Regions from separate parts of the Homo sapiens genome. Here region 1 is linked to region 2. The links are chromatin loops, found by intact Hi-C in ENCODE. Cell type or tissue: PC-3. All regions are shown on one strand. Each heading gives the region's core, and the rest is flanking DNA. Links, peaks and the distances in the headings are about the cores only. Region 1 overlaps MNAT1 (MNAT1 component of CDK activating kinase). Region 2 holds the start of SIX1 (SIX homeobox 1).

Evidence for each region. Hi-C counts contacts between places; a loop is a spot of excess contacts. Peaks named below come from ENCODE experiments on the same cell type or tissue, not always from the same donor. Only the 100,000 strongest peaks of a DNase experiment are listed, where the experiment ranks them.
Region 1: it touches region 2 in a loop (2.5-fold over the local background); 2 of 110 quality-filtered maps call a loop at or near these places.

Annotation. Positions count from the first base shown.
Region 1 is chr14:60,963,117-60,971,705 of GRCh38, forward strand. MNAT1 (MNAT1 component of CDK activating kinase) reads left to right here. Exons shown (of 8, transcript NM_002431.4): 8 at 5,113-6,849. The coding sequence ends at 5,233. TRMT5 (tRNA methyltransferase 5) reads right to left here. Exons shown (of 5, transcript NM_020810.3): 5 at 8,325-8,589. Among named protein-coding and RNA genes, the nearest start is that of TRMT5, 14 kb to the right of the region's middle. In PC-3, for the core only: no CTCF peak of the experiment used is centred there; no DNase peak of the experiment used is centred there; H3K27ac peaks cover 467 bases.
Region 2 is chr14:60,644,172-60,652,760 of GRCh38, forward strand. SIX1 (SIX homeobox 1) reads right to left here and starts at 5,306. Exons shown (of 2, transcript NM_005982.4): 1 at 4,459-5,306; 2 at 1-2,406. The coding sequence starts at 5,018. The coding sequence ends at 2,112. MIR9718 (microRNA 9718) reads left to right here and starts at 4,477; the gene lies at 4,477-4,540. RefSeq lists enhancers at 2,725-3,347, 3,348-3,969, 3,970-4,591, 4,592-5,212, 8,142-8,589 and 1 more and a silencer at 5,223-5,462. In PC-3, for the core only: a CTCF peak has its summit at 4,322; DNase peaks (open chromatin) are centred at 2,990, 3,310, 5,330 and 6,140; H3K4me3 peaks cover 5,182 bases; H3K27ac peaks cover 1,838 bases.

The DNA of each region.
Region 1 (8,589 bases), core at 264-8,263, 320 kb after region 2:
GATTACAGGTGCGTGCCACCACGCCCGGCTAATTTTTGTATTTTTAGTAGATTCGGGTTTTCACCATGTTGGTCAGGCTGGTCTGGAACTCCTGACCTCGTGATCTGCCCACCTCGCCCTCCCAAAGTGCTGGGATTACAGGCATGAGCCACCACACCCAGCCGGCCATGTATTTTTATAACCAAGCTGCCCTCAGAATTATGAATAGTATTTCTGACATGTAGTGTCTTTTCTCATTTATCTTAGAATATATGGTTACCACTCTATAAACAGTTTGTCTATTATTCTGGTACTGTGCTTAGTTTAAGACACCTAACCATTAACTAGTTTTCAGAATGGTTTTGCTTTTTAGTGATAGTTGTGTGAGCGCACTGTTGCTCTGGTTGTTTTTAAATCTCACTGAGGTAGGCTTCAGGTTGTTAATGTAAATCTTTATAGCTTTGGCTGAACTTCCTACAAGAGCTGTGGGTCTTGATAGCTGAGATCAGCTGGCTGATCTCTCTTAATGGCAGTTAGATTTGAATTTTGTGGGCTAGGACACAGATCTGTTTGGAAATGGTCTGTTTAATGCATGATGGCTTTAAATGAAGACTAAAAAAACGGGCCACCTTGTAAAAAGAAAGTCTTAGTCTCTAGAGTTCACTACCTTTCTTAGTTTGAACCAATCCAAGTTTTTAACTCTCCATAGGGCCCGGTAATTTGAGGTGGAGGAAACTAATATGAACTTTACATTTCATTTCAATATTAATTCCAAGCCAGTGTGCTTTAAGGATTGTCACAAACATATTATGACTGGACAGGAAGAGTGCTTGCCTCTTGGTCTTGAGTGACAAGCCCTGCCCTCTGCCCCTAGCTGAGAACTCAAAGCATTGTTAAGTAGCACTAAAACGAGCTGAGTCCAAGACTTCAGCCAGATGGTCAATATAGTGCTTTTAAAGGAAGGGAAATAGGAAAAGAGTAATCTCAGAAGCACTCCTATGTTAAAGAACTAAGAAACTGAAGTCTTTCTGAAGCTAAGTGTAAATTATTCCACTTTCTTTGGGAGCAAAAGCTGCAAAATATAACACAAGAAAATGACAGTGTAGGAAACCAAAGTTCAGGAACAAACCTTCAAGTGTGGTTTTCTAATGCTTAATCGTATCTTACGCCCTTCTCAGGATCCATTGCTCCTTTTCCCTCCCTCTTCTCCAAGGTCTGTTTGAAAGGGATTTTGATGGGATAGGAAGGCAGCTTTAGACAGAGCATAAATTAGGGCATAAGATGTCCTTTGTACAAGAATTATCTTAGACATGCTTTCAAAAACATACTTTTTTTGACCTTATTAAGAAAATAATCAAAGGTATGATTTTTTAAGTCTTTGAGTTTAGTCTGCTTTCAGTAAAAATAAGGTATAGGTACCAAAATAAGCAAACCTCGTTTTTACTTTCCTGGTTTCTGCTTATACGATTTACACATATTTAAAATAAACCCATGAAAAACAGGAATAGTGTCATGGGATTGGCTAAATAGTCAGAGCAATTACCTCCAGGCTCCCAAACCCAACTGAGCTTGACTTTTGGAAGTAAATTTGGCTAAGACTTCTTCCTCATTCTGTTTTATAAAGGTATACATGAAATGATACTGACTTCTGCCAGAAACCCCAGGAATCCTGTTCAGTGATGTACTTGTAATGGTCATGAAAGAATAAAAACACAGATGTGGATTAAGGTAGAAAAGTACAGAAAACACTAAATTTTCATTGTGCTGTTTCAATGTGGCAGATTCTTTAAAATACTTCGACATGCTACAATAATTAAAGGTTTTAAGAACATTAAGATACTTAAAAAATAAAAGCCCACAATTGAATAACAAAAATGAACTTTGTTTTATTTTTTATTGGCATTAATGTAGGTTGCCGTGGTGAAAATAGTTTGAAATACTTCACAGTAACAGTTTTGTGCAGCCCTAGAGATCAAAAACAGCAAAGTAAATAAGCAGGACTCTCAACGACTCATACTCACAGACATGTTTAATGTAAATGATTGCTAGAAGGGAAGGGCATTTTCTTCAGTGCTATGCAAAGAAATTTTAATTGACTTGGTTTTGGCAGTGAGAATTGTACAACTTAGCATTAATAAGTCAAATTTAAAAATTTGCTCATTACTCTGGATTATGACTATGTTCAAGAAATACTATTTTCAAGCACTAATCATTTAGATAAAACTTTTTTTACACATTTATGGCATCAAGGAGTATGACTGTTTATAACATTTTACCTATAAAGCTGAACTGTTTTATATACTCTTTATGGAAACATGGCCATAAATTAAAAGATGCAACTGTTTTGAATATTTTACTGGTGGTCCTCTGTTTTCCTGCCAGCAGTGCAGCTGTTTCAGGTTTCTCAGGATAACATATAAAAAGCTGTATGCACACTGCAAGTTTATGCTCAAATTGCCAAGCCAGATATGGTATGACTCAACTTTCCCAGAAGCAAGCTGTACCAAAATGTGATGAATCAAAACAGTTAGTTGCACAGTGGTTTGTATTACAGCTATGAAAACCAATTCTCATTTATGATGTTTGGCTTTTCAAGGTTGACAAACATTCTACTGTGGTGCTTGAATTTTACCATAAGTGAACATCTATTGAAGCTAAGACTATGCTTTTCTTTTGAGGATCTGAGGAAAGGAAAGGGTGATACATTATCATCTGGTGTGCGGATAAAAATTAGCTGGAAACTTGTATCAGGAATGGAACATTTCATTTCCAAGTTACCTATAAAAATATTACTCACTTATTATTTGTATGATAGTTATTGAATTCCCTGTGAAGCCAGGTTAATTTTTAGACCTTTCTGAGGTAACTTAACATTTACTTCATTTCTCATGCATCAGAATCTTAACAGTTGATACTTTATTGTGTCTTGGAAAGTAATAAGCAGATAACTTTATGGCCATGGGGTAGGTGTGGTGAATCCCTATTTCAATCCTATGCGACCTAAGGTTCTATCAAGAGTTTAACAACGACTATTTTTCTTTTTTTTTTTTAAACAGGGTCTCACTCTGTTGCCCAGGCTGGAGTGCAGTGGTGCGATCTCCGCTCACTGCAACCTCTGCCTCATGGACTGAAGTGATTCTCTTGCCTCCCAAGTAGCTGGATTACAGGCACCTGCCACTGTGCCTGGCTACTTTTTCTATTTTTAGTAGAGACGGGGTTTCACCATGTTGGCCAGGCTGGTCTGAAACTCCTGTCCTCAGGTGATCCACCTGCCTCGGCTTCCCAGAGTGCTGGGCTCACAGGTGTGCGCCACCACACCCAGACAACAATGACTAATTAATAATAGTAGTCTCTAAAGTGGGATGTGTCCCATGAGGATATGTAAGATACAGTATATGGAGAAAATATTAAAACATTCATTCATTAATTTATTTAGAGATGGAGTCTCGCTGTGTCACCCAGGCTGGAGTGCAGTGGCGAAATCTCGGCTCACTGCAACCTCCACCTCCTGGGTTCAAGTGATTCTCCTGCCTCATCCTCCTGGGTAGCTGGGATTACAGGCATGTGCCACCACGCCCAGCCAAGTTTTTGTATTTTTAGTAGAGATGGGGTTTTGCCATATTGGCCAGGCTGGTCTTGAACTTCTGACTTCAGATGATCCGCCCACCTTGGCCTTCCAAAGTGCTGGGTTACAGGTGTGAGCCACTGTACCCAGCCAGAACTTTTATTTAAATATTTTTATTTCATCCTTTTTCTATTTATATTTTTATATTACACTGACTATATTAGTATCTTATGTATATAATTATATATAGTAACATATAGTACATTAGTATTCTACATAAAACATATCTGAGATATGTTTTATGGCTATAAAATACTATCAAAAATGTTTTTGTTTTTGTTCAATAAATATTCTCTTCTTCCTTCCGCTTTCCCCTTTCGCCCTTGGCAGAGAAGCAAATAATTGAGTTAAAACCTTGATTTGTGGCAATGTGAATAAATTATAGCTAATTCCAGGAACTTAGCTGCATCCTACCTTGACCCATTTTTTCTACTGGACTCTTATATTGCTCTATATGTTTTAGCTACACAGGTTTATTAAACATGGATACAGATGAAAAACAGACTTGTTATGTTAGAAGTTATAAGTTGCTCATGCATTAAGATTTTGACACACAGGAAGTTTGAATGAATGAGTGAAAAAGGTTCCAAGTTATTAAAATGTTCTGGTACCTGATTTATTCATTTGCCATACCAGTAATTCTAAGGTGGGTGAAGCTCCTTTACTTCCTGAAGAAACAAGTTAGTTTCTTAAACTAAGCATTAAAAGAAAGCTGGAATTATTTGTTTCCAGAAGTGTTAGTAGTCATGCTAAGTTGCCCTTCTTTGGCTAGATTGTCCAATGTTTTTTAGGCCTGTTTTGTCTATTTTTGTCAAGATATAAATGTTTAATTGCTTTAAAAAAACTGTGTGGTTGCAGAAAAAAATTGTACTGTTATATTGTTGAGATCAATGAGACTTTTCTGTATTTACTTTTTCAGACATTATTTTGAACTCAGGCTCAGTCTCAGAGATTTCTTCAACATGTAATTTTCTAATGTTTCCTTTCCTGCAAGGAATGAGACAATATATTCTTGGAATATTAAAGTACTTTTGAAGTAACTCATACGTTTTCTCCCCTCTTCCATTTGTTTAGCTATTGAGGGTTTGCTTTAAAACAAATTTATGTAGAAATATCAGTACTATAATAGTATTGTGATACTGTGTATTTCTTAAGCATATGCCAGGAAGGAGAGCATTAGTTAGGTGTCCAAAAAACAGCCAACAAAACAAATCAGCTCTGAAAATCGTGAAGCAGTGAATATTTTAGAATTATTTTTGAAACCTCTTTCAGAACTGTTTTTAGACCCCGTGGTAATTTGCTATGTAATTTAATACTAGTTTAGGCACTCCATGTACAGTTGGTATGTTTCCTTTTGAAAGATAATAATCTATTTATAATAAAAGTCTGAATATTTCAATCTCGGAATTCCTCTTTAAAACTTGAATCAGTTTTACTATTGCTTTTTAAAATGTTACCTATTTATATTTGCTTTGTATATCAATGCTACACTTCTTGTTTTGTTTTAGGTATTTAAACCATGTCAGAGCTGCCTCACCACAGGACCTTGCTGGAGGCTATACTTCTTCTCTTGCTTGTCACAGAGCACTACAGGATGCATTCAGTGGGCTTTTCTGGCAGCCCAGTTAACCATTTATAAGATTTGGACCTTGGAGCTGAACCAGGGAGCTAGCAAAAGTAAAGCAGACTTATAAAATTATAGCTATGTGCAGCTGCACAACACAGTCCTTCCACTAGCAGCTGTGTTAAAGTATTTATAAGGAGAAAATTTCAGAACTAAGTTGAGTAATATAGGGGATATATATTTGTGAAAAATAATTTTTACTTATATTTTTCAGAGGATTTGACACGATAAGCCTCATCTGATGGAAGAGAGGAATAAATAATTCACCTATATGTGTTTGAGGTTGTGACAGACTTATAAAATCTTTTTAAAAAATAAAGCTATAATTTATATTAAGTTCTGTGGTTTTTCTCTTATTACAGTGTTTTACTTGAACACATTTTAAATACCATTTTGATTACAACATTTACTGTTAATATCCAAGTCTATTATTTCTTCTCATAAAATGTTCCCCTTTTTCCTAATGTCTTGTTAATACTAGTCCAGACAAGTGGATATATTTCCTTTGACCAAGTTATGGCAAGAAAAACCTGACCCATGATAATGTCATTCCCTCAATACTAAGGACTCAATGCCTGTTTTAAGCAGTGGAAAATGAGGCAAACCTTGATCAAGGTGTTATAGTTCCCAGCTGTGAGCCACACTCAGGATAAAACAAAACCCAGCATTAACCTGCTTTAGTGACACATTCAAAGAAGTTAATAAAATTTAATACTTAAATGATACCTTTCACCTCCAATGTAAGCTCATTTTATGATGAATCCTTTGGAGACTGGAGAAGGTACATTTTAAGTACAGTTCCCTATGTATAAATTGTATACTGATACAGTTTTTTTGTTGAAACTTCAAAGGCTTTTATTACCAGGGTTTTGCTTAAAGAGTTTAGATATGAATAGGATGATATTGCAGCATCTCAACCTTGTATGAGTCTGTTACATAGAGCATTGGATATGGGATATAGTTTCTTAAGGAAATTAAGGGATTTCCTATCAAATCTCTATTACAACAGATGTTAGTTTTATGGGTAGAAACTTAGGTGAAACAAGACTTGTGGTTACATTAGGATGGACTATCCATCTGTAACAACTCCATCTTATTTTACTAAGCAGTTATTAATTAATTTTAGCAATACATCTTCATCTTTATTGTACTTCTATCTTTGTTAAATGAGAAAACCAAGGCATCAAATAATTGAGTAGACAAAGATCATATTCACAAGTTAGTAAAAAGCCAGAATTAGAATGCAGGTTTTTTTTTTCAAAGTCCAGTTCCATCTACATTCTACCAGACTGCATATCCTATTCCTGTATCTATTAGGTATTCCCGAACTGAGGATTAGTGTTTTTAAGTACAGTCTATAAATCTGTTCAAAGAATAGTTAGAACATTGAATGTAGAGTTAAGGCTTTGCAGCAGCCAATTGCAAAAATAAGGAATCCAGTCTTTTGAAAAGAAACACTACTGCTTGTTCTCATACCTTTTATAAATGTATTTTAAAAAGAATGAACTAATTAATAAAACATATCAAAGGCTTTTAAGGCTTGTTTTGAGCCTGCCTTATTGTGGAAATTGCATGCACCTGGTTTGGCAAATAAATTCCAAAACCTTTATACATTTGTAAATATTTTGTAGTTGCTATTGCTGTACTTTGTTCAATAGGCCAAATTTAGAAGTTAACTGACCTTATTTGATCAAAGGGAATGGTGAAAAATAACTTAGTGACAATTCACTGAGGTTTAGTGAATTCACTGAATTTACCAAACAACAGAAATATTCTAAATTGATGTGCTTATCCCCTACCATCCAAGTGATTTACTCTTAGAGACAAAGGCTGTACATATCTTTCATCTACATGAGTTAAGTCTTCAAGTATTTTATGAGTACAGAAGTAATAATTAACAACTACTGTATTACCTGTGTCCCAGGCACTGCTTCATGCTTTGTGTATTACGTAATCCTCAAAACAGTTCTACTAGTATTTTCCCCATTTTAACAGATGAGGAAGCTGAGACAGTGGTTAGGTAAGTTGCCAACAGTCATATAACTTAAAAATAGCAGAGCTGGGATTTGAACTCAGGCAGCCAGACTCCAGAAGCCATGCTCTAGAGATGACTGTCAAACAACTGCTGTGCTAAAACTAGTCCTGGTAGTCGAACTTCATAAGACTTCCAGGAGGTTCTACAGATCAAGTATCTAGATCTTTTATGAGATATAAATGACATCAACTAAATGATCTTGTTGATGTCCTAAGAGAAGTTCTGAGAAATTCATGATGTAGAAAATGATTTTACTAATAACTATACTCCCTCTTAAGCAGATATTAATGGTACAGAATACATTTACATCATAGTTAGTATACATGATTACTTAGTATTCCTTAATTTGATTCAATGAATATTTCAACTATGCTTCTCTTAGAAGTTGTCTTTAGGCTCTCAACAGGTTGTCAGATAATTATTTTAAAATCCAATTAAGGTGGTAGAAAACCTGTCAAAAAGTTAACAAAATTAAAAATTGTATCTAATGAGCTTTCCAGCTTTCTAGCTGTCATTTTCTAGTAGATTCATCAGGAATTCATTTACTAGGTATCACATCTGAAAGTTTAGGGTGGACCTAGATTTAAATAATGAATAATCACTTATCCACTCTGAAAGGGGGAAGTTAAAACGTTAATAGATACATCTAGTTCTGTTTTCTTTACAATTACATATTGCATATTTTGTCCAGAGTAACTAAATGGAGACAAGAGTCTTACCACTTTACATGTATAAATAAGAACATCATTTGTACACATACTTTATAACCTAGGACATCAGTGTACAATACTTGGGCTGTTTCAAAACAATTTGAATTAAGTAAGAATGAGTGTTCCAGTTCATTACATCCCTATACTGCTTATCATTTATTGCCTTCATTTGTTTACATGACCTGCCAGACTTCTGAAGGCATTTGAATTTGTAATTAATGATCTAGATTAGGGTTCTTAAACATTTTCTGTAGGGCCAGATAGTAAATATTTTAGGCTTTGCAGGGTAACAAGCAAAATCGTGGATATTATGTAGGTACTTACAGAACAAGCTAAAACAAATTGCCACACTTTTTTTTTTCTTTCAAACTGTATCCAGCTTTATTAAAGATACTTTCCATAAACAATCATGGTATTTCAGGCAGGACATGGGCAGACAGTCATTAACAGTATACAACTTTCAAACTCTCTTCTTCAATGGACTACCAAAAATCAGCCGCTATAAAACCCAATGAAGTCCTCATCTGATGCTCTGAACAGGGAAAGTTTAGAGGGTTAACATTTCACATTTAGCATGTTGTTTAACAACTTTTCACAAGCCAACCCTGACTTTCAG
Region 2 (8,589 bases), core at 303-8,302:
TGTGCAGGGTGTTTGTTTTGGGGAGTGAATGTGAAGAATGTGAGGAGATTCCCTGTGAGAGCCCCTCCTGCAGAGGGTGGCATTTCTCCGTGGCCCAAGACAGGGAGAATAAACACCCTAGTGACTTAAATAAACACCGACTTAATGATCCAAAACACTAACAAGGGAGATTGGGACCCTGAGCTCCCAAACCAAATGATGGTCTCTGAGTGGCTGTGTGCACATCTGTCCATCACTGAGGGGGAAAAACGACTTTATAAGTAAAAGTGTGTACAGTTAAGTACAGTGACCATTTCTCCCTGGAACTCAAAGCTATTTGACAGTTTTAAAAAATAAGGCCTTGATTTCCCCAAGCACACCTCAGTTTTCTAGACCAGAACAGAAATAGGAAAGAGTAAGAAAGAAATAATATATTAATGGTGACAATTATAGATGGGAAAAAATCAAAATTATGAAACTGTCATGTCAGAAAATAAATAGATTCTCCCTGGGGAACAATATTTTACAAAGCACAAGCAAGCCAATCCTGTTATCCTGAGTAGAATTTTAATAAATAATGCCATTTGTTTCACTAATTTTAAAAGCTAAATACAGAAGATACATCATTTTGCCCCAGGCAAAAATAATATGGAGCCTACATGATTACTGGGATTTTTCTAGACACCATCCGGCAGCACTGCAAAAGAGCTCCTGTCCTGCTGGTCTGCTTTCTATTTGTACAAATTAATTCACAATGTTTCTATCCTTGTTCTCCTTCCCTTTTTTGTCTTCAAGCAGATAAATTATTTTTACTTTCACAGTCTTGTCATAAACTTGTTAACACAAAAGAGCTTAGTTAACATATGAATGCTGTGAAGAGATAGTGGTAAACAAAATTGCATATCTAAATAATAGAAGTTAATAAATACCCCAAGGCTAAATTCACTCTTTCTGTCATATAATTAATCTAGTTACTACTCTTGGTTCAGATGATGGCCTTCAAAGTACCCTGCAATTCACAGCCACCATTAAGTAAGAAAGAAAAATATATTTAAAAAAAAAAATAGGGCCCAATGACAGCAATACACCACTCACCTTTCAGAAACAGAATCATACTCCTGGTGTTCTACTAAGTTTTAATTTAGACTGCTTTAGGTACAATAGAAAAGAAACCTGAAAACACATGCTGTTTTAGTAACAAATACCAGGTTGCCAGATTCGTTGGCATACCTTTGCAAACTAGAAACTAGAAACAGGAGAAACCCTTTACAGGAGTAGGCTACAGATATGAAAGCTTTGAGGGCATGAGTAATGGCATTCAGGAAAGTGTTTTTTCACATTGGTACATTTTTAGAGTTTGTCATTTAAAAAAAAAAAACCCAAGAAAACAAACAACAACCAAAAAATCCCACTAAATTTGACAAAAATAGTTGCATTACTAATGGTCACGTCTATTTCTGTCTCACATAGAGAGCATTAAGACATTTAGGCACTTGTTTTTTCCTCCTAATACTGGTCTTTTATTTTAATCTACATTAAATTGTTTAACACTAAATATGAAAAATGTAAACTTAATTTTTCCTCATCAAAGAAAGTTATAGATTGTATTTTTCCTGTTCACCTTAAGAATGTAATCAGTTCTTCTGAGCCTGGAGGCTCTTATTTTCACTATTTTTATCTCCCTTTCTCTTTCTCTTTCCATTTCCTTTCCCTCTTCACATTTCTCCATATATAAATTAAAAGGAAATAATGAAAATCCAGTTGATTTGCAATTCCCATTCATTGAAAAAAAAGAAAGGCTGCTGAAACAGGCGTATCAGTTGCCCAGAACTCAGACTGGGTGCCTGGGTGCTTTTGTTTGTTTGGGTTTTTTTTTTTTTTTTTCCCTGATCTCTGCATTGGGAAGGAAAATGCAAAAGTGGAAAGAGTTGGAGAGAAGAGGAGATTAAGCTTGAGATCGCTGTTGGTTTTGATTTTTAAAAAGATATTTGTGAAAGTCCACCATTCCTTTATGCGCAAACAACTCCAGAAACAAGCTGCAAAAATGTTCCTGATTTCTATTTACAAGTGTCCCTAGTCGCTGCAGTGGTTGCTGCTCCAGGAATCCCTTCGAGGCCCCAGTCCCTCCCCACTTAGGACCCCAAGTCCACCAGACTGGAGGTGAGGGGGCCGAGCAGAGAGTCTTGGAGCTGATGCTGGTGGGTCTGCAGGCCGTGACTGGGCTGCGAGGCTGTTAAGCCCGGGAGAGAATAGTTTGAGCTCCTGGCGTGGCCCATATTGCCCTGCAGCAGAAGGACCGAGTTCTGGTCTGGACTTTGGGGAGGTGAGAATTCCTCTTCTGAGCTGGACATGAGCGGCTTGCCCCCTTCCAGAGGAGAGAGTTGGTTCTGCTTGTTGGAGGAGGAGTTATTGTTTTCGGTGTTCTCCCTAAGAAATAGAGGACAACACCATATGGTTAAAAAAAAAAAAAAAAAAAAAAAGTAGGTTAAAAAAAAAGTGTGAGATGGAGGGAGGGGAGCTGGAAGGAGGAAAGGGCCATTGTGCAATCTGTCACCAACCCAAATGGAGGAGCTCTACCCTTCCACCCATCCCCAAGGGTAATGGGGGAGGTGAGGAGTCAGAGGAACCTGGAGAAATGGAGAGCTACGGACAGAGCCTCCTGTTAGGAGCCAGGTCCTTTTCTCTTCCAGATTTCAGAAAGTGATAGATTAGCAGGATTTATTTGAAACATACAAAATATATGTTTTAAATTTTGTTCAAGCAGTTACATTTAAATACATATAAACTAGCAACATATTTAAATGTAACTGAAAATCTTTCAATAAATAGATATTGGTGATAAAGAAATGATAGAGGACAGAGTCCAATGCACAAATGTTTGGGGTGAATCAAGTCCATTGCCTTGTTCGCATATGAGGAGACAATTAAACATCCCGTTTTCCTGCCCCAGCCCAGAGTTGGTGGTTTTGCAGACACAGAACAGGTCATGGGAAGTGGTGCCCAGCGCGGCCCAGTGACCTGAGTAAACACAGGGAGCGCAGCCAGTCTCTGATTTCATCTGGAGTCGGCCCTCGGGCCTGGCTTATAGGACGGCCGTTTTGTAACTAAAGGCTAACTGCAACCATACAATCCCTGTTCCTGTGTTACTTGCTAACTCTTCAGCCCCTCGTGTCCCCCTCTCAAACTTCCTACCAACACCCACCCCAACCCATCCTTTCTGGGCAGGGGAAACTTCGCCGCCCCGCACAGGCTGCCAGCGGGCGCGGCGCGCTGGGGCGTCAGTCCGGGCACTCGGTACCGGTTAACTTCAGGATTTCGCTTCCCTCGCCGCTTCCGCCTTCCGAGTGCTCGTCAGTCCTCCCGACTCCTAGCGCCTGTCTGTCTCCTTTCTTTCCCCTTATCCTCACAGTCTCTGTCTCCCGACAAGCCCATTTCAGCAGAATTTATCCTGGCTCTGGTTTTCCACCAAGACAAGAAAGGGAGCAAGATCTTCGGCCCCTAGTCTTGGAAGCGAACAAAGGAAAACCTAACCGGCCCCTGCGCTCAGGTTTTCCCCCAAACTCTTTGGCTTCGCGGAGCGCTCTCCCCGCCACAGCCACCTCCCCACCGTCCTTCTGAATCTCTGTCCGAAACGCTATAGAGAACAGAAGGAGCCTGCCCAGGTGGCCGAAGGTGTTGCCCCGAGGTGGGGGAAAGTAGAGACCAATTTTTAAAATATTGCCTTGTGAGCTCCAGTGCGAGAGAGGGCTGCGACTGGAGACCCTTTCCTCGTCTGGGCATGCGGCGCGGTCAGCCAGACCGACGGGCTGCAGTGCCGGGCCACGCGCGAGCGAGCACGGCGAGGATCAACCCTTTCTTAATTTGGGGCGCCGGGGAGTAAATGCAGCGCCAACTCTCCCCAAAGCTCTCTTTTTGTTGTATCTTTAAAAGTCTCCTCCATTTGTCCAGCTAGTGAGAAATGAAGCAGGCTACCTCTAAACCAAAAGACTATCAAGAGAGAGCTGTGGAGAACCAGGCGGGAGTGGGGGCAGAGCCAATGTCTCAGGCCAGCTTCACCCCTCTGGGGAGCAAGAGGAGAGAGGTTCGCGAACCTCAGCTCCCACCAAACCCCTTTCCTTGCGACACCAATCAACATTTCACTGCCCGTTGATTTAGAAACTCACTCTCCACCCACCACTCATAGCCGCGGCCAGCCAGGGAGGCATAAAGACCAAATCTAGCGCCAATATTTCCCGACACTCACATCCCAGAGAAACCCACGCGCGGGTGCTCAAAGCAAATGAGGCCCCATCCTTAGCAAGGAACCTCAGAGTTCATGAACTTTCGCTGCAGCGCCGCGGAGGGCCTGCGCGCCGCCCCGTGGACGGGCTCCGGCCGGCGGGGAGGACTTGGTGGCTGGTGCCTGCGGGGGCGGGAGGGGGCGGAGGAGAAAGGACGGCTTCCTAGGGTCGCCCGAGTCGCGGGAAGCACGCCGCGTACCTTTCCTTGGCCTCCGCGGCCCGGTCTCTTTGCCTCCGGTTCTTAAACCAGTTGCTGACCTGGGTGGTGGTGAGGCCGGTGGCCTCGGCCAGCTCCCGCTTCTCACGCGGCGATGGGTAGGGATTGTGCGCGTACCACTCCCGCAGGACACCCCTCGACTTCTCCTTGAAGCAGTAGCTGGTCTCCTCGCCGTCCCAGATGGTGCGCGGCAGTGGAAATTTTCGGCGCACCCGATATTTGCCCACGGCGCCCAGGGGTCGGCCGCGCAGCTTCTCGGCCTCCACGTAATGCGCCTTCAGCCACAGTTGCTGCAGTTTGGGGTGGTTGTGAGGCGAGAACTGGTGGCTCTCCAGGATCTTGTAGAGCTCACGGAAGTTGCCGCGGTGGAAGGCGACCACCGCCTTGGCCTTGAGTACGCTCTCGTTCTTGTGCAGGTGGTCGCAGGCGGGCAGTGACCACAGGAACCTGCCCAGGCGCTCCAGGTTTCCGCCTTGCTGCAGAACCTCGCACACGCACGCCACTTGCTCCTGCGTAAAGCCAAACGACGGCAGCATCGACATGGCTGGGGCCTGCCGGGGCGCACGGCCCAGGCGCACGCGGCAGGGAGCAGAGCCGAGAGGCAGGGGGCGGCGGCCGCAGGGAGGGGGGCGCGGCTGTTCCTAACCTCCTCCTTAGGCTTTGCAAAGGCGAAAACCGGAGTCGGAACTTGGCGGTGGGCGGCCAAGGAAGAGAAGGCGGAGGAGTAGGGGAGGTTCTGGACACGGAACGGCCGGCGCACTCAGTAGCCTTTAAGGCCTTGCTGCCTCCGACCTCCCGCCCGGTGGATGCTGCTAGTTGCCGGGGAACTTGGTTTCTGTTCTCCCCGCAGCGGCCTTAAAGCGCGCAGCGTCCCCGGCACGCTGATTGGCTGCCGGCGGCGCCTATCCGGGGCTGGCCAGCCAGCGCGCCGCCCGGCTGGGCAGAGAGGCCGCACCGCCCAGAGCGGGGAGGGCGAGGCTGCGGAGCTGGGGGTTGGGGGTGTTGCCGGGGCTGCGCGGGTAGGGAGTGGTGGGAGGAGAAGGAAGAGGAAAGGTGGGAAGCCAGTTGGGGTCTGAGGGAGCTGCGCTGCGGAGGTGTGGGGAGGTAGGGAGTGGGTGAGCGCGTCAGGACCCTGCAACGCGGGACCCGTCGCCAGTATCACCTAAGGGGAGTCGCGCACAACTCCGCACAAATCAATGACTCCAAACCTTAATTCCTCCCCTCTCCCTCCGTACTCTTGTCCTCATCCCTTGCAGACTTGCCCTCTCCCGGTGAGCTCATATTTAATTACTTTAATGTTGGAATGAATAAATAATGGATTGATGAATAGCTTATGGAACGCGATAAATAATTCAAGAGCAGACCAGGGTCCGCGCATGCAGCCTCTGGAAGAGTGGCTTCGGGTTGGCTTCAGCTCGAGGAGTCCAACCCTATTTCCTCCTCCCTCCCCCCACCAACTACCACTGTCCTCCCCCCACTGCTGCACACCACCCTCCAAAGGGCACAAGTACTCCCAGTCGGACAGCGTTTCCCTCGTTCACAAAAGACCTCCATGATTTGAGACCAGGCAGAGAGCTGTTTAGAGCATACTTGCTGAGCACCTAGAGACTCCGAGCGTTCATTTGTGATTTGGTATCTTAATGTTCTGCGATTGAAACCAGCAGGTTCCTGAAGCTTCTGGACTCAATTTCCCCATCTGTGCGGTTGTGTTTTGCAGTGCCACCTCTGCTACTGAGGAATGCCGAGAGGCTTTACTTGCTATTAGCAAAAATGCTTTGGGAACCTCGTACGAAAGGCGCTGGATGTGGTGTAAATTAAATAAAACTGTGCCCGGCTCCAATAACCGTCCGGTTGTAATATAATCCTTACCCTGCTCTGAGAGGGACACTGCCCTCAAAGCGAGAACGACAGCGGCTCCAAGAAGATTAAATAAAGAGGTGTGTGTGTGTGTGTGTGTGTGTGTATGTGTGTGTGTGTGTGTGTTGCAATGCTGGCCTATTTTGCTGCCAGGGAATGAGAGATGCACTGCAATTTAAGTCCCATCATCTGCTGTTTTGTTTATGTGTGGAGAATGCTTAGTAAAACTGCACAAACAAGTGAAGTTGTAATTATCTTAAGCCTCATTTGCACACCTAGTTCCAAAGCAATAATTAAAAGGATTTTGAAAACAATTAGCCTCTCTAAACAAAGATAATCTATTGTCAGTAGCTGAGACTAGCAGGAGATAAGAACAATGCGTGGAGATAAGGGAAGCCAAATGGTGGAAGGAGAGTGACTTTATGACTATACTTATCTCTGATTAGATAAGTTCAAAACAGAATTCTAAGTACACTTCAAAAATGCTTTTGATTTCAATGTGCCCTCTTAGTGAGTGGTGAAGAACAAACTGTAGGCTCCTTAAACTGGCTTGTCTTCTTCAAATATGTTTTGATTCCTTTAGCCAAAGAGCCCAGCACTACAGAACCTTTTGCATATTGAGATGCAAGTGGGAGAAGGAGAAGCATGTCTTGGTTTCCTCTTTTATTATTAATATGGTTTTAAAATGATGCACCCAGTACAGTGCACCCTGCAACATACATTCTAAACTCATAAAGGGTTCCCACCTCAGGGCTGCCACATGGGAGATTCCAAGTAGACAGGAAGCTGCTTCTCTGCTGAACATAATGTTTTCTGCATCCTTGAAACTCTTGCTTATTCCATGCAATTAGATCTTGGAAGCAGATGCTGATATTTCATTACCTTAGGCTTTTTTTTTAAAAAAATGCATTTAATAGGTGTGCATGCTTTCAAAAGAGCCTCTGCCATATAGTATGCCCAATGACTTTCTAAACTGGAAGCCTGGCACTGCTAAACCCAGAGCCATGTCTGGTAATTTCCCCTCACTGTCTTATTTTAGTGCTTATGATGTTTCACATGAAGTCTTAAGGAGCTGCAGTGCCCTCCCAGAAGGAATGCCTCTGCTTGAAACAGTCCTTATTGACATGGCAGCTGTGTGAGGACCGGAACGGAGGCTTAAACCCGGCTCTAAAAATCAGTTAATACCCTAAAGTCTGGAGCAAGTGCGCACAATTACAATGGGGGGAGGGTCTTTAAGCACAACCACGTCTCTTAAAAGACAAACAGTATGTTGAGTATGGGGTGTGCTTTGTAATTAACAATTTTGTATAAGGAAATGAGGCATAGCCTGCACAAATAAGGGCAGGTATAAATTTACAGAGGATGACAGCAGAGATGGCAATTAGACACAAATAGGACCACCTTTTTTTCCCGGCTTCCTCCAGACCTACCTGCCCATTTCTTTTTATCTGTCTTCAAAAGGAACCAGGACGTACTACATTGCCGTCATCTGGGAAGACGACGTGTAGAAGGTGTGATTGCGGGAACCCGGGCAGAAAAGAGGTGCTCTTCCTCGGAGGCCGTGACTGGGCCGGCCAACATTTTTCCTCCCGCTTAATCCAATAGATCGCGTAACTGGAAAGGGAAAGTGCTATGCGCTTTATACCAAGGAGTCTACCTGCTATTTCGATCCCTCGGTTAGGGGAACCAATTGTTATAAATGTTAATTATTGGCTCGGATATATAAGGTTTCCCAAAATGGAACCTTTCACTGAAAACCGCTGAAAGAGGTAAAATGACATGAATTTACAAACCACCTAAACTAAATGATCCATTTTAAATCGCACACAGAAAGGTTTGAGTTGTTCTCGTAACATAAAACCTTTGCTGTCAATGCAAATCGCACGAAAAGCAGAGATGCGTTGGAGATTTAAAGGAAATGAGCAACTCTAGCCAGCCGGCTGCTGCCCTCGCTGCAGCGCGGCTCGGGAGGGAACACCGCTGGCAAGGAGCGCCCGATGCCAGGTTTCGGCTCTCCAGTGCCTCCTCTGTGCAGGTAACGGCCGCGTGCGCTTTAGTCGATGAAAAAGCATTCAGTGGGACAGCATTAGCTGTTGCTAGGGTTTCTCGGCTGGGTTGACAGGCCTTGATGCAAACACCCCTAGCTGGGACCCACTTGTTTCCCTTCTGGCTTGTAGCAAGATAGTTAGGGGCTCCCGGGCCGCTTTCTTGGAATTCTTTCACCATCCAGAACGACGGTGAGGATTCTACTCTACC